2 separate regions of the Homo sapiens genome follow, and region 1 is linked to region 2. A link is a contact called in ENCODE Hi-C or POLR2A ChIA-PET data. All regions are on one chromosome and are shown on one strand. Each heading gives the region's core, a stretch centred on a gene start or an enhancer-like site at or near the end of the contact. The rest is flanking DNA. Distances are from core to core; before and after follow the strand shown. Region 1 holds the start of NRIP3 (nuclear receptor interacting protein 3). Region 2 holds the start of WEE1 (WEE1 G2 checkpoint kinase).

Evidence for each region. Hi-C counts contacts between places; a loop is a spot of excess contacts on that map. ChIA-PET counts read pairs that join two places held with the same protein, here RNA polymerase II (POLR2A). Pooled maps may share reads with other maps.
Region 1: a pooled map shows a loop between it and region 2 (6-fold over the local background). The contact joins the promoter of NRIP3 here to the promoter of WEE1 in region 2. A Hi-C loop is called at or near these places in 9 of 50 pooled maps. POLR2A ChIA-PET finds 5 or more read pairs at or near these places in 2 of 52 experiments (BJ and WTC11).

What each region holds. Positions count from the first base shown.
Region 1 is chr11:8,999,211-9,005,516 of GRCh38, forward strand. It overlaps NRIP3 (nuclear receptor interacting protein 3), which reads right to left and starts at 4,791. Exons shown (of 7, transcript NM_020645.3): 1 at 4,552-4,791. The coding sequence starts at 4,725. NRIP3-DT (NRIP3 divergent transcript) reads left to right here and starts at 4,878. Exons shown (of 3, transcript NR_183663.1): 1 at 4,878-5,333. RefSeq lists an enhancer at 3,968-4,887.
Region 2 is chr11:9,568,817-9,575,304 of GRCh38, forward strand. WEE1 (WEE1 G2 checkpoint kinase) reads left to right here and starts at 4,854. Exons shown (of 11, transcript NM_003390.4): 1 at 4,854-5,693. The coding sequence starts at 5,118. RefSeq lists silencers at 181-250, 4,507-4,856, 4,877-5,086, 5,377-5,476 and an enhancer at 4,080-4,932.

The DNA.
Region 1 (6,306 bases), core at 3,541-6,040, 570 kb before region 2:
CATGGTCTTCCTTGATTACTCTTTCACTCTTAATCCAATGCATCAATTACATTTGTCAGCTCTGCCTTCAACATATATCCAGAACCTGATCCTTCCTCCTCTCCTTCACAGCTTATCACACTGCTCTGAGGTACCATCAACTCTCACTTCAATTACTGTATAATAGCTTCCTAATCAGTCTTCCTGCTTCATCTACTCTTGCCCCTTTACAGTGTAACCCACATAGTAGCCTGAGTAGTCTTTTTGTAAAATAAGTCGTATGTATCATATCACCCCTCTGCTCAAAATATTCCACTCGTTTCCAATCTCAGGTTAAAACCCAAATGCATAGGTATGCGCTGAAAAGAGTGGAAAATAAAAAAAATAATAATTTTAAAAAACCACCCAAATGCCTGCACAATGGCCTCCTACTACATCTCTGATGTTATCTTCTATCACCCTCCCCCTTGCTCATTTTGATCTAGCTACACTGGTCCTCTTACAGTTCTTCAGTTATATCAAGCACAGTGACACCTCAGTCCTTTGCACTTGCTGTTCCTTCTGCCTAGAACACTCTTCCCTGAGAAACTTTGCTCCTTAATTCCCTTCAGTATCTCCTCAAATGTAATCTTATCAGATAGGCCTTGCCGGACAACCCTGTACAAAATAGCCAGACTCCACCCCACCCCAGTCACTGCCTTCCCTATTCCCCTTACCCTGATTTATTTTCTCCATAGAAAATATTTATTATTATTACCTTATATACATTTACTTAATTTTACTTTCTGCCTCCTTCCTCCCACAAGAATGAAAGTTCCGTCAAGGCAGGAACTCAGTTTTGGTTCACTATTATATCTCCAAAGCTTAAATTATTGCATGACATGTGTAGTAGGTACTCAATAAATATTTGTATATTAAATTAACTGATCTGTCCTTCCCTGCCCCCAACCTATAAACCTGTTTATAATGAGAAACTTTTCTGTCTTCCTATTTGTGTCTTAGCCCCTAGACTGTGTCCTGAACACAGCAAGTATTCAAATAATGTTTGCTATTACGAGGATGCAATCACGACTCTGCAAATCTTCAGTTTGTGCCAGATCTTGGTGTTATACTGGTATTTCACGCTTCTCTTCTAAGCCTCTGAAATTCTCCAGCCCATGATTTGTGGTGATATGGATAGCTAATCTATAGGGCACACCACACAGACCTGCTCTAATAGACAGAGATTCTGTTCAGGTATTTTATGGTAAGTTTGCTTTACTGTGTTCAACCATCTTTCCCCCAGCATCATTCCTAATTCTAGTCAGTTTTGAAAAAGCATTTAGCTATGATCAGAAGCAATCATATGTAGGAAAGAAAAACTCTATTGCCAGACAAGTAAGAATATGGCCTAATGCCTACAGGTAAGTATAATATCATTTAGGAAAGACAGCATATTACCACATAACATGACTGTTTTTAAAAATTAAAAAGTCCTTAGCACAATGAGAAAAACTTTTATGAACCTGGTAGCTAAAACAAGATAAATTACAATAGGCAAATTTCCAAGAACGGAGATGTTTTTCTCCAGCTTCACTGAGTTAAAAAAAAAAATCAGGGCTGGGTGTGGTAGCTCATGTTTGTAATCCCAGCACTTTGGGAGGCTAAAGTGGGCAGATCGCTTGAGACCAGGAGTTCAAGACCAGCCTGGGCAATATGGCAAAATCCCATCTCTACAAAAAATACAAAAGTTAGATTGGTGTTGTGGTGTGCACCTGTAATCCTAGCTACTCAGGAGGTTGAGGTGGGAGGATCTCTTGAGCCTGCGAGGTCGAGGCTGCAGTAAGATGTGACTGCAGCTGCATTCCAGCCTGGGCAATAGAGTGAGAACCCGTCTCTTAAAAAAAAAATCAAATATAATATTACTCACTCATATCTCTGGTTTTAGTTCTTAATCTAATACAGAATGAACAATACAAGATAAAAGGATAAAAGCAAAAGGGGCAGACAAAAATATAATTTCCACAGAAGACTTTGTATCAGCCAACTCCAGATACACAGGAATAGGCAAAGGCACTTTCCTGGGGCCAAGAGAACATGACCCCCTTTGATTTCCTATGGTTGCCTTCTGCCAGTCCTAAAAGAGCTGGCAGGCTGGTATCAAGCAGTGAACATTACAGAAACAGCATAGTAAGAGGTAGATAATTCAGAAATCCCAGCGGTATATTCAAATATAGGTTGCTGGTATGAGGAAAAACAACCTACAATCTTCACAAACCCAAAAGTCAATAACAACTAATTTCTCCTCTCTCTTCCTTATCTCCCTCTGATGCTATCCTCTCCCTTTTCTTGGACTCCTTCTATCGAGATTATACTATAAACTACTCCAAGTAAGAACTATTCAATTAATTTTAACATCCTCCAAATTTCCCTTGCAGTGAGAGAAAATTGAGTCAACACTGGTCTATCCCACATGTATTTATAAAGTAAAAGAATAATAATGTACTTCTAAGGTCACTTCTAAGATTGTACTAAGGCTGCAACAACAGTTCCAAGAGAGTTTAAGCATGCTGCCTCACCCCAGCGCTTGCGGCTCTCCTAGCCCTACCTCGGTCTGCCTTGGTTTCTGTAACCTGGCTGTTCTGTGCAATCACTTGTACATTATAGGTGTGAAAACAGTGAGAGAGGGAAATCAACTCCATGACGGTGGGGCACAGAAAGCGTGAACCATGATTCAGAGCCTTACAGTCAACTGTCATGTGTATGTGTCATACTCAAGGCAATATCCTGCTTCTTGAGGCTCCTTCCTCTTTGCAGCCTGCTGCCTGTGCTGTATGCTATCAGCCCTTTGTGACTCAACTGAGACAGACTAGAGTCAGAAAAGCGGATGGAATTCTTACACAGCATGAAGTAGTATAAGAAATCCTAGGCAGAAGGAAGTTCAGGTAGCTCTCAGGGCTAGGAAACTCCTCGACAACGAGGGACAACCAAATCCAGCATTTAAAAACTCTGTATTTTAATTCTTCTCTTAATATAATACTTCCTTCTTTATTGATTGCTGAGCATTCTAGGAACTAGGATAGGATTATTTGGCCTGAAGGAAAGAATACTTCTCGAACCTGATTTGTTAAATGAATCGAGATTGCTTTAAAGTGAAAGAAGGGAAAAGAGAGTTATCTCTTTTGCAGGAGCACATTTCAATCACTTATCACTCTGGGTTAGCATAAATCAGATAAACTATCCTGTGGGTTGTGCAAAAAGCAAAACAAAACAAAAAAACACAACTTGTAAAAAAAACAGAGCAAGATAACTGAAGTAGACAAACTCTGCACAGAAGTAACTAATGGCAGGGAGGAGAAAAATTTTTGTATATTATATTATACTGTGTATAATATAATGTACCTGTGTATCATTAGAGCTGTTAAATTAAAAAAAAAAAAAAAAAAAAAAGGAAATGGATGCAGAAGCTCTGCCCTCCTGGGGCCAGAAATGGCAATTTCAGTGAACTAGGGCCGACAACCACATCCAAAATTAAATATTTCAAAAGCTTAAAATAAAAAATACTAGAAAAATTATGCAGAGCACCTATTTCATTTGTTAAAAGACATTTAATTAGTGTTTCACATATTACCACCCAAATGAATAAAGCGATTGTGAAATTCAAGAAAACAATCAAACTACAAGAAAACTCCAGATAAAACTACAAAGTTAAACATAAACTTGGCCCAGGACCACTACAGTGGCTGAGGGATGACAAATACAGTTCTTTATATTGGTAACCCTTAGCCATCCATCCCATTCTATAGAAAGAGGACAGTACCATCTTTGACCCCAGGCCCCCTGTCCTGAGGTGCTTCTACTTAATGCCAGGAACAACTGTGCTAGAAAAAAAGACTGCACCCACCCCAGCTCCAGATGCACACATTAGCTGGTCGGTGAGATGCAGCAGCCTGGCTTCCTCCCTCTACCCACTCCTTGGGGGCGGGGCTGGAAGAGGAGAATGATGAAGAGATGTTGGGGGTTCAGGAAACCTTCACATTTGGCCCCTTTTCTCTCTCCCCACTCAGGATGGAAGGTCAAAGTTAGGACCAAAACTAGAGAAGTGGGTTTTGCATAGGGGGACAATGGATTCAACAGAAGTCCTCTGGATCTGGCAACTGTCAAAAAACCCTCTTTCCACTTCTTTCCCCCTCACGGAAAGCCATTAGGAATCACCTCTGTCTGGGTCATAGGAACAGCCACACAGCATAGGAGGCACAAGCCCCGTGAACAAAATTCGGTATTAAGAATAAGGAAAAAGAAAGAAGACCCGAGGGCAAGAGGGCAGGGCAGGACCTCTTCTTTCTACTGGAGAAGAGACATCCAGGGAGGAGGCACAGCCGAGGGGAGCGCAAGCTAGAAAAGCTACGACGGAATCCCCACCGAAACCGCAGCAGGGGTACTGGAAGGGGAGGAATCCGCGACGCAGCGACCGCGAGCCAAGGGCAGCGGCGGGCCGGGCCGTGACTCAGTGAAAGCCGCAACGGCCGGGCCTCGGAAAACGGCGGGCGCGAAGCCGCCGGGGCCGGGGCGAGAACGGCGGCGGGGGCTCACCATGTCCTTGGACGAGCCCAGCTTCTTGAGGCCGTCCAGGGGCAGCAGGTCGGCGGAGTCCTTGTGGATGAACTGCACCGCCTGCTTCATCCGGCGCTGCTGTCGCAGTGACGCCGCCTCCCGCATGTCGGTCTCCTTGCGGCCGCCCTCAGTGAGGAGCCCTGAGTAAAACATCGCTGAGGCGCCGGCGGCCCGGTAGCCCACAGCCCCCCGGCAGCCTCAGCCTCGAGCTCCTCCAGCGCCGCAAGGGCCCCGAGCCGCGCCTTTTATAGCCGAGCGTGACGTCGCGGGGAGCAGCCAGTGCGCGCGCGGGGGGCGGGGCCGGCACAGAGTCCACGCCCCGCGCGGCTCCCTCGCGTCCCGCGTCCCGCGTCCCGCGTCCCCTGCTCACCCGGTGGCAAAGCCGGCGAGGAGGCGGCGGCGCTGGTGGGGACTGACCCGGCAGTCCGAGAATCCACCGCGGCCTTTTCACCCAACCGCCCCCTCCTGCGTGGGGGCCCCGCATCCCCTGGACTGGCGTGGGCTCTGGGGCCCGATGCCCTGGCAGCCCCGGCCATCTCTGCCGCTGGCCGCGGGTACCTGCTCACCTGTCCACGCCGTGGCCGACCCGGGGATCACCGACAGCCGGGCCATGCCTCGAGTCCCGCCGCCCGCGCCGCTGCTCGGCTTCTCAGAAACGCACCTCCACGCCGCCAGCCGGGGCTCCAGGGTCCACCGCCCGGGCCCGGAGGACTGGCGACTCCCTCCGAGGTTGGGAGCGCTCCGGATTTCTCCAACTTCAGGTCGGTCCCCACCCACCGGGCCACGTGACTGGGGAGGGGGCAGCCGGTGCAGGCGTGTGGAGGAGGCTTTCGGGACCTCCTCCCCCGGGCACCCTCTGCCTGCAGCCCGGCACCCGGCCCGCGTTTCCGAGCCGGGGGAGCAGGTGCAGTCGGAAGCCCGCGGGTGGGCGTGGGGCGGGGGAGTGGCGAGGGTCCCCCGCCTCCGCGGGAGCGCACGCGGCTGCGAGCCCTACACCTGCTCTCCGACCAAAGAAGCACCTGTTTTTCTCAATAAGTGCTAGGGCTTACCATCTAAAGGATCGTTCACCATCCCTCCAGCGTCCTTAGTAGGAGCGATTGGAACCCGTTTTTCTTCCTGAATAATCCATACTTTTAAGCCATTCTAATCGGGCCTTCAGGCATCCTGGATTCTGGTCTCGACATTGTGATTTGACACAAATCACGTTTTCACTCTGGAAACCACAACTACTCCCTCCACCCCATCACGCAGGAGCAGACCTGGATAAGAAATATGTGCACTCTGCAAAGAACCAATGATAAAAGTAACAATATCGACGCTTACTGAGCCTTTACTATGTGCCAGGTACTAGACTAGACACTTAAAATGCAGTATCTCATTGGATCCTGGCAACAGCTTGTAAGATAGTATTCTCATCACCCCCATTTTACAGGCAAATACCTGATACCTTCTGTCTGGCCTCCTGAATGCTCCTTGGTTCCATTCCAATACGTTGTTCACTGTGCTGCCAGAGTAATCTTCTCAAACGATAAGTGTGATCATCTCACTTCCCTGCTAAGAGCACCTCAAAAGGCTTCCTATTGCTCTTAGGAGAAACCCACATTCTTGCATGGTCTGCCTAGACCCTGCATATTCACTCTGTACTTCAGCCTCATGGGCCTTCTTCCAGTTCCTTCCAGTCACCTGTTGCCAAATGGCCTGCCTTTGACTGTCCTGTTCCCTCTGTGTGCAGTG
Region 2 (6,488 bases), core at 3,604-6,103:
GGAAGAATCTTGCTTGTTTTGTTGCCAAGGAAGGTGAATGGGTTGAAAATAGTTTTAAAGCCCTTTACGTGCGAAGTCATGAATCTAAAGAGGATAAACAGGTTAGGTTTGTTATCCCAGAAGCTAGAGGCAAGATTTTTACTCAGTTCTTTCAACATTACCACAAGCATGTGGATTCTGCAAAAGTTGCCTAGCAACATTAGTTAGAAACAACATTGGGTGGAGAAAGGAACTGGAAATTTGAATTAGATACGGCCTGGGGCAGGCGGGTGTAACCCATCTCTCCAGTACAGTGTGTGCTTTACTCAGAGGAGCGTGAAATTTTAAAAATCAGAACAGTCACTTAAAATTTCAGTTAGGATGTTGCTACAGTTAAACCATAATATTGTGCCATGTTCTCAGCTTGAAGAGGCAGGGCCTGGGTTTCTCACTTTTGTTTTGTTTTGTTATTTTGGCACTTTTGTTTTAAAGATCACTGGATTTTCATTAAATTATTCTAGAAACATTTATTAAGCACTTTCTCAGGGGCCAAGGCACAGTGCTGGTTGCTGGAGCTCTGAAGACAAACACAGTTTGGACCCTGCCCTGGGCAGTGTGAAAACCAGACAAGTAAACAAAGTAAGAGTGTTACATAGTCCGTGCTGGGTGCGGTGGAAAGTCTGGAGTAGGGAATGGAGAGTCAGGAAAGGCTTCACAGAGGAAATGGCTCTAGCACTGAGTCTTGGTTTCAACTTAAAAAAAAAATTCCTTCAGCCAGGTGCAGTGGCTCACACCTGTAATCCCAACCCTGTGAGAGGCTGAGGTAGGCAGATCACTTGAGCTCAGGAGTTCAAGACCAGCCTGGGCAACATGGTGAGACCCGGTCTCTACAAAAAATACAAAAATTCACCAGGTGTAGTGGCACTTGCCTGTAGTCCTGGCTACTCAAGAGGCTGAGGTGGGAGAATTGCTTGAGCCCAGAAGGGGAGGTTGCAGTGAGCCGTGAACGCACCACTGCACTCCAGCCTGGGCAATAGAGCAAACCCTTGTCTCAAGGAAAAAAAAAAAAAAAATTATTTCCCCCAATCATTCTACACATTTATTGTGAACTTACCTCTTCGATTCTGTGTGAGGACTTCAAAGTCCTGGGTCTGTGGACCAAGAACTCTTCCCTTCCCATCCACAACCCAAGCCCTTCTGCCTGCCTTAGCCTACTTCAAAGACCTCCCATTTAGGGACGCAGACAGGTGGCAAAGTAGGAGTTGACAAAACAAAACAAAACATTGTTAAGAGTGTTTACCTTCAGGAAGGGGAACTGGGCTGGGATTTGAAGGGATAGGTGGGAGAATTTTGTACCATTTAAGTTTTTGTTACTGGAGTGGGGAAAAACCATGGGGAAAAATAGGAAGTGTGATGGCTGCTACCTCTACAATCTTGCATTAAATAGAGTACTAGAGTGGTGATCTCTGTTCAATTTTTTTTTTTTTTTCCTGAGATAGTTCTCGGTCTGCTGCCTAGGCTGGAGTGCAGTGGCACAATCACAGCTCACTGCAGCCTTCATCTCTCAGGCTCAAGGGATCCTCCCACTTCAGCCTCCTGAGTAGCTGGGACCACAGGCATGTGACACCATGCCCAGCTAATTTTTAAATTTTTAGTAGAGGTGAGGTCTCACTATGTTGTCCAGGCTGGTCTTGAACTCCTGGCCTCAAGTGATCCTCCTGTCTTGACCTCCCAAAGTGTTGGGATTGCAGGTGTGAACAACTACCACACCCGATTCAAAATCTTAAATAGGCAAACTTATCTGCAAATGTGCCAATTTAGGAAGCGAATAAACCAACAATTATTTAAATAAGGGCTCTTTTATCACTCACAAGGGAGTGAACGCCTAATCCACGTTAGAATACTGCAATAAACAAGGGTCCCCTACCCTCGGGGACCTTATTTTTCTAGAAGGAGATAGTAATAAACTAACAACGTACTTTGAGATAGAAATAAGCCTGCTAAGGAAATAAAGCCAGGTGTTGTGAAAGAGCAAAGAGTGAGGGAGGGGACGTGAGAACAGAGATACGGAATTCTTACATAGGAGGAGTTTAGGAGCATCAGTCTAGTTGTGGAGAGGCAACTAAAGGGCTTTAAAGTCCCATTTACTTAGAAAGCACACTATTTTCACATGCAGTTTATGTTACAGATCGATAAAAGTAGGGTTCTCTATTTTTATTTATGCTTCATAATAAATTGAGAAAATGTCAATTATATCAAATAATTATATTTGTCATCAGGAGTGGCAGGAGGGGGCCCACAGCCTGGGCAATATGGTGGCTCATGCCTGTAATTCCAGCACTTTGGGAGACGGAGACGGGCAGATTGCTTGAGCCCAGGAGTTCTAGACCAGCCTGGGCAACATGGTGAAACAGAGTCTCTACTAAAAATGCAAATATTAGCTGGGCGTGGTAGCACACATCATTAGTCCCAGCTATTTGGGAGGGTGAGGTGGGAGGATCTCTTGAGCCTGGGGAGATCGAGGCTACAGAGCCGTGATTGCACCACTGTACTCCACTTTGAGACAGGGTGGACAGAGTGAGACCCTGTCTCGAAAAATAAAAATTTAAAAAAAAGGAGTGGCAGGAGGGGAAGTGTTGGAGCAAGGGTTCTGAAAATCACTCCTTGGCTTTGGCCACTGTGGATCATTGACTAACTCTCCTTATACAAGTCTAGAATTCTTGTCCTCCAAGAGCTTAAAATTAAGTTTGCATGACCATATAAAAAACACATTTATACACCAGTTAGCAAATGTTAGGAGAAAAGACAGCTGTTGATCCTTCACTGTGTCTTCAGTTGTGTGATCTCAGGAAATTCCCGATTTGATGTGTTAAGTACTACCGTGTGTTTCAAGAAAAATTCAGCTTGAGTTTATTTAGCCTTTGAAAAGCATTAGAACAACATATATGACAAAGTGTTAATATGCATAAAGTGCTAACAATAAGAAAAATAGGCAATAGAGATAAATGTAAATTATCATTAAACCCATGACAACTGTTCAACAATATGAATCAAAACAACAAAACCACATCAACGAACATCCACTGATGTCCTGAATTCACAGAGTGTGCTCTAATCCACTGCTAGTGAGAATGTATTGTGTTTCTGGAGGGGGAGTTTGCCAGTTTATATCCTTTGACTGAGGAATTCTAACTCCAGGGAGGTATCCAAAAGAGTATTTTAAAAAGGCCAGGCGCGGTGGCTCACGCCTGTAATCCTAGCACTTTGGGAGGCCGAGGCGGGCAGATCACCTGAGGTCAGGAGTTTGAGACCAGCCTGCCAACATGGTGAAACTCCGTATTTTGCATTTTGTAAAAATACAAAAATTGGCCAGGCCTGGTATGTGCTTGTAATACCAGCTACCCGGGAGACAGGAGAATCGCTGGAACCCGAGAACCCGGGAGGTGGGGGCTGCAGTGAGCCGAGATCGCGCCACTGCACTCCAGCCTGGGGCGACAGAGCGAGACTCCGTGTCGAAAAAAACCAAACCAAACAAAAAACATGGAGAAGGAAGCATATACACCACGGGGTTGTTTACAACAGAAAACTGGAAGAGGCCGGGAGCGGTGGTTCACGTCTGTAATTCCAGCACTTTGAGAGGCCGAGGCGGGCGGATCACTTGAGATCAGGAGTTGGAGACCAGCCTGGCCAACATTGGGAAGTTCGTCTCTACTAAAAATACAAAAATTAGCCAGGTGTGGTGGCAGCCGCCTGTAATCCCAGCTACTCGGGTGGCTGAGGCATGAGAATCGCTTGAACTCTAAAGGCGGAGGTTGCAGGTTGTAGTGAGCCGAGATCGTGCCACTGCACTCCAGCCTGGGTGACAGAGCAAGACCCCGTCTCAGAAAAAAAAAAAAAAATAAATAAACAAAGAAAGAAAAAAGAAAACTGGAAGAAACGTGTAAGTGCATTAAGGGACAGATTAAATCAGTTTAACGAAGCACTAGGGAAATTTTTTAAAATTGCGTTTGAGTTTGCCGCGAGCCGGGCCAATCGGTTTTGCCAACGCATGCCCACGTGCTGGCGAACAAATGTAAACACGGAGATCGTGTGCCGGGCACTTGGTTTCGTGGTGGGCAACTGTGCTGCTGTTTCTTTTGGCCGCGGACAAGGTCGGCAGAGGTGGACCCCTGCTTGGGAGAGCTCTTCTCGCTGTGCTGACACCCGCCCCTAACAGTCACCCACCCCGGGGAAATAATGGGGCTCGGAGGCCTCCTCCCAGCCAGTGTCCAGCCTAAGCACATCGGCTCCCGCAGTTCAGAAAGGTCCCGAGGCCCGAGTCACCATTTCCGGCTCAGACCTCGACCCTGAACGTGGCTGCCCACTGCCACGCCCACTACGCCCCAGTGGCTCGCCCCAGGGGACGAGGGGCAAGAAGCGGCCTCCGAGGGCAGCGGCCGAAGGCCATTCGGTCCCTGGCTCTTCCCAGCTCGCAGAGACCCGGAGGCGCTGCCCGGCCGCCTGCCCCTCTTCAGATCCCCCAGCACCGGAGGAGCAGCGAGGGGGGTGCGTCCAGGCCGGCTTTCGGGTCGGCTTAGGCGAATCCAGCTCTCTTTTGCCCCTCCCAGAAGGCCCAGCCCCGTCCGGGCGGTGTTCGGGCGGCGCCGGGCCGGGCCCCCCGCCGCCCCAGGCTCGCTCATAGGCCCGGAACACCACAGCCCGCCCAGACTTGGCTGGCGCCGAGCCGGGGGTGGAGCCAGCGGGTTCCCGCCAAAATCGCGTAGCTGGTCCTTCCCCCGCGGGCTACGTCGCGCCCTCCTTTTTTTTTCAAACCCGGAGCTGCACTGGGATTGGTGGACTGGGCACTCACGTGGTTAACGGTCGCGGGAAGCCGCGGAGCCCGAACCTGAGACTGGACCTGAGGAGACCTCAGCCTCGGTGCTCGGGCCGCCCCGCCTCTGCCGGAAAGTCCGCGCCGCCGCTGCCGCCACCGTCCGCAGCCCGAGCGCCCCGGAGCCGCAGGCCGCCGCCGCGCAGAGACGCCGCGGCTGCGACTAGGCGCGCCCAGCCGCACGTGGCGGACCCGCCCCCAGGCCCGCAGTGTCCTGGACCCCGCAGGCCTCCGCTCTCCTGTCCTCGGCCCCGTCCCCAGGGCCGCGATGAGCTTCCTGAGCCGACAGCAGCCGCCGCCACCCCGCCGCGCCGGGGCGGCCTGCACCTTGCGGCAGAAGCTGATCTTCTCGCCCTGCAGCGACTGTGAGGAGGAGGAAGAAGAGGAGGAGGAGGAGGGCAGCGGCCACAGCACCGGGGAGGACTCGGCCTTTCAAGAGCCCGACTCGCCGCTGCCGCCCGCGCGGAGCCCCACGGAGCCCGGGCCCGAGCGCCGCCGCTCGCCCGGGCCGGCCCCCGGCAGCCCCGGCGAGCTGGAGGAGGACCTGTTGCTGCCCGGCGCCTGCCCGGGCGCGGACGAGGCGGGCGGTGGGGCGGAGGGCGACTCGTGGGAGGAGGAGGGCTTCGGCTCCTCGTCGCCGGTCAAGTCGCCGGCGGCCCCCTACTTCCTGGGTAGCTCTTTCTCGCCGGTGCGCTGCGGCGGCCCAGGAGATGCGTCGCCGCGGGGTTGCGGGGCGCGCCGGGCGGGCGAAGGCCGCCGCTCGCCGCGGCCGGACCACCCGGGCACCCCGCCACACAAGACCTTCCGCAAGCTGCGACTCTTCGACACCCCGCACACGCCCAAGGTGAGAGCGGCGGGCGCGGGCACCCGGCGGCCGGGGCCGCGGCGCCGGAGGGGCCAGCGCCGCTGCCTGGGTTCGGTTACAGAAGCGGCCGGCCGCTCCCCCCTCGCTTTCCTGCGCCGCCCCCCAAAGTTGGCAGCCCTTGTGTTTGGCCCTGCCCCGAGGTTGTCCGTTGAGATTATGTAACTGAACAATGGGCCTCGTCTGGAACTTCATCTTACAAAGGGGCCGATCGGCCCGTCCGGGTGGCCAAGGATTTGCCGCCCGTTGAGTCCGGGCCGCCCCGAGCGTGTCAGCCCCGAGTGCGGCACCGATAACGCGGTTCGCGAGGATGCTGGAGGGTGCCGGCCCGGCCACCTGACACTCCCGAGCCATAGGATGCCTTTTAAACGCGGCGATCGGGCCTGTAATTTGGGCGGCGCGGGCAGAAGGAGTTTAAAGAAAAATAATTGTCCCGCCCTGATCGTGTCGTGTCGTGTGGCGTGGATGGGGGAAAGGTCTGGGGCATGCAGGGAGACTACGCTTGGACTTGGGAGTAAAGGCTGGCCTTCCAAGCATTTACAGTCCTACAGACTCATCCTAAGTCCAGGCAGTACTGAGGCCTGTTTCTGGACAAGGTCTTGGCCCAGCATTTGTTTTTATCGTGGGTTTGCGGTGCCCAGAGTTTGGCCGGCCTCCGTGTGATTAGGAACATCCTACCGTAGATAAGGTATCTTAAAGAAGGAGGTGTTCAGCACCTGTGTTTTGAAAGGCCTTCGAGTACTGCGCAGATGACCACTTTTAAAACTGCAGATTTTA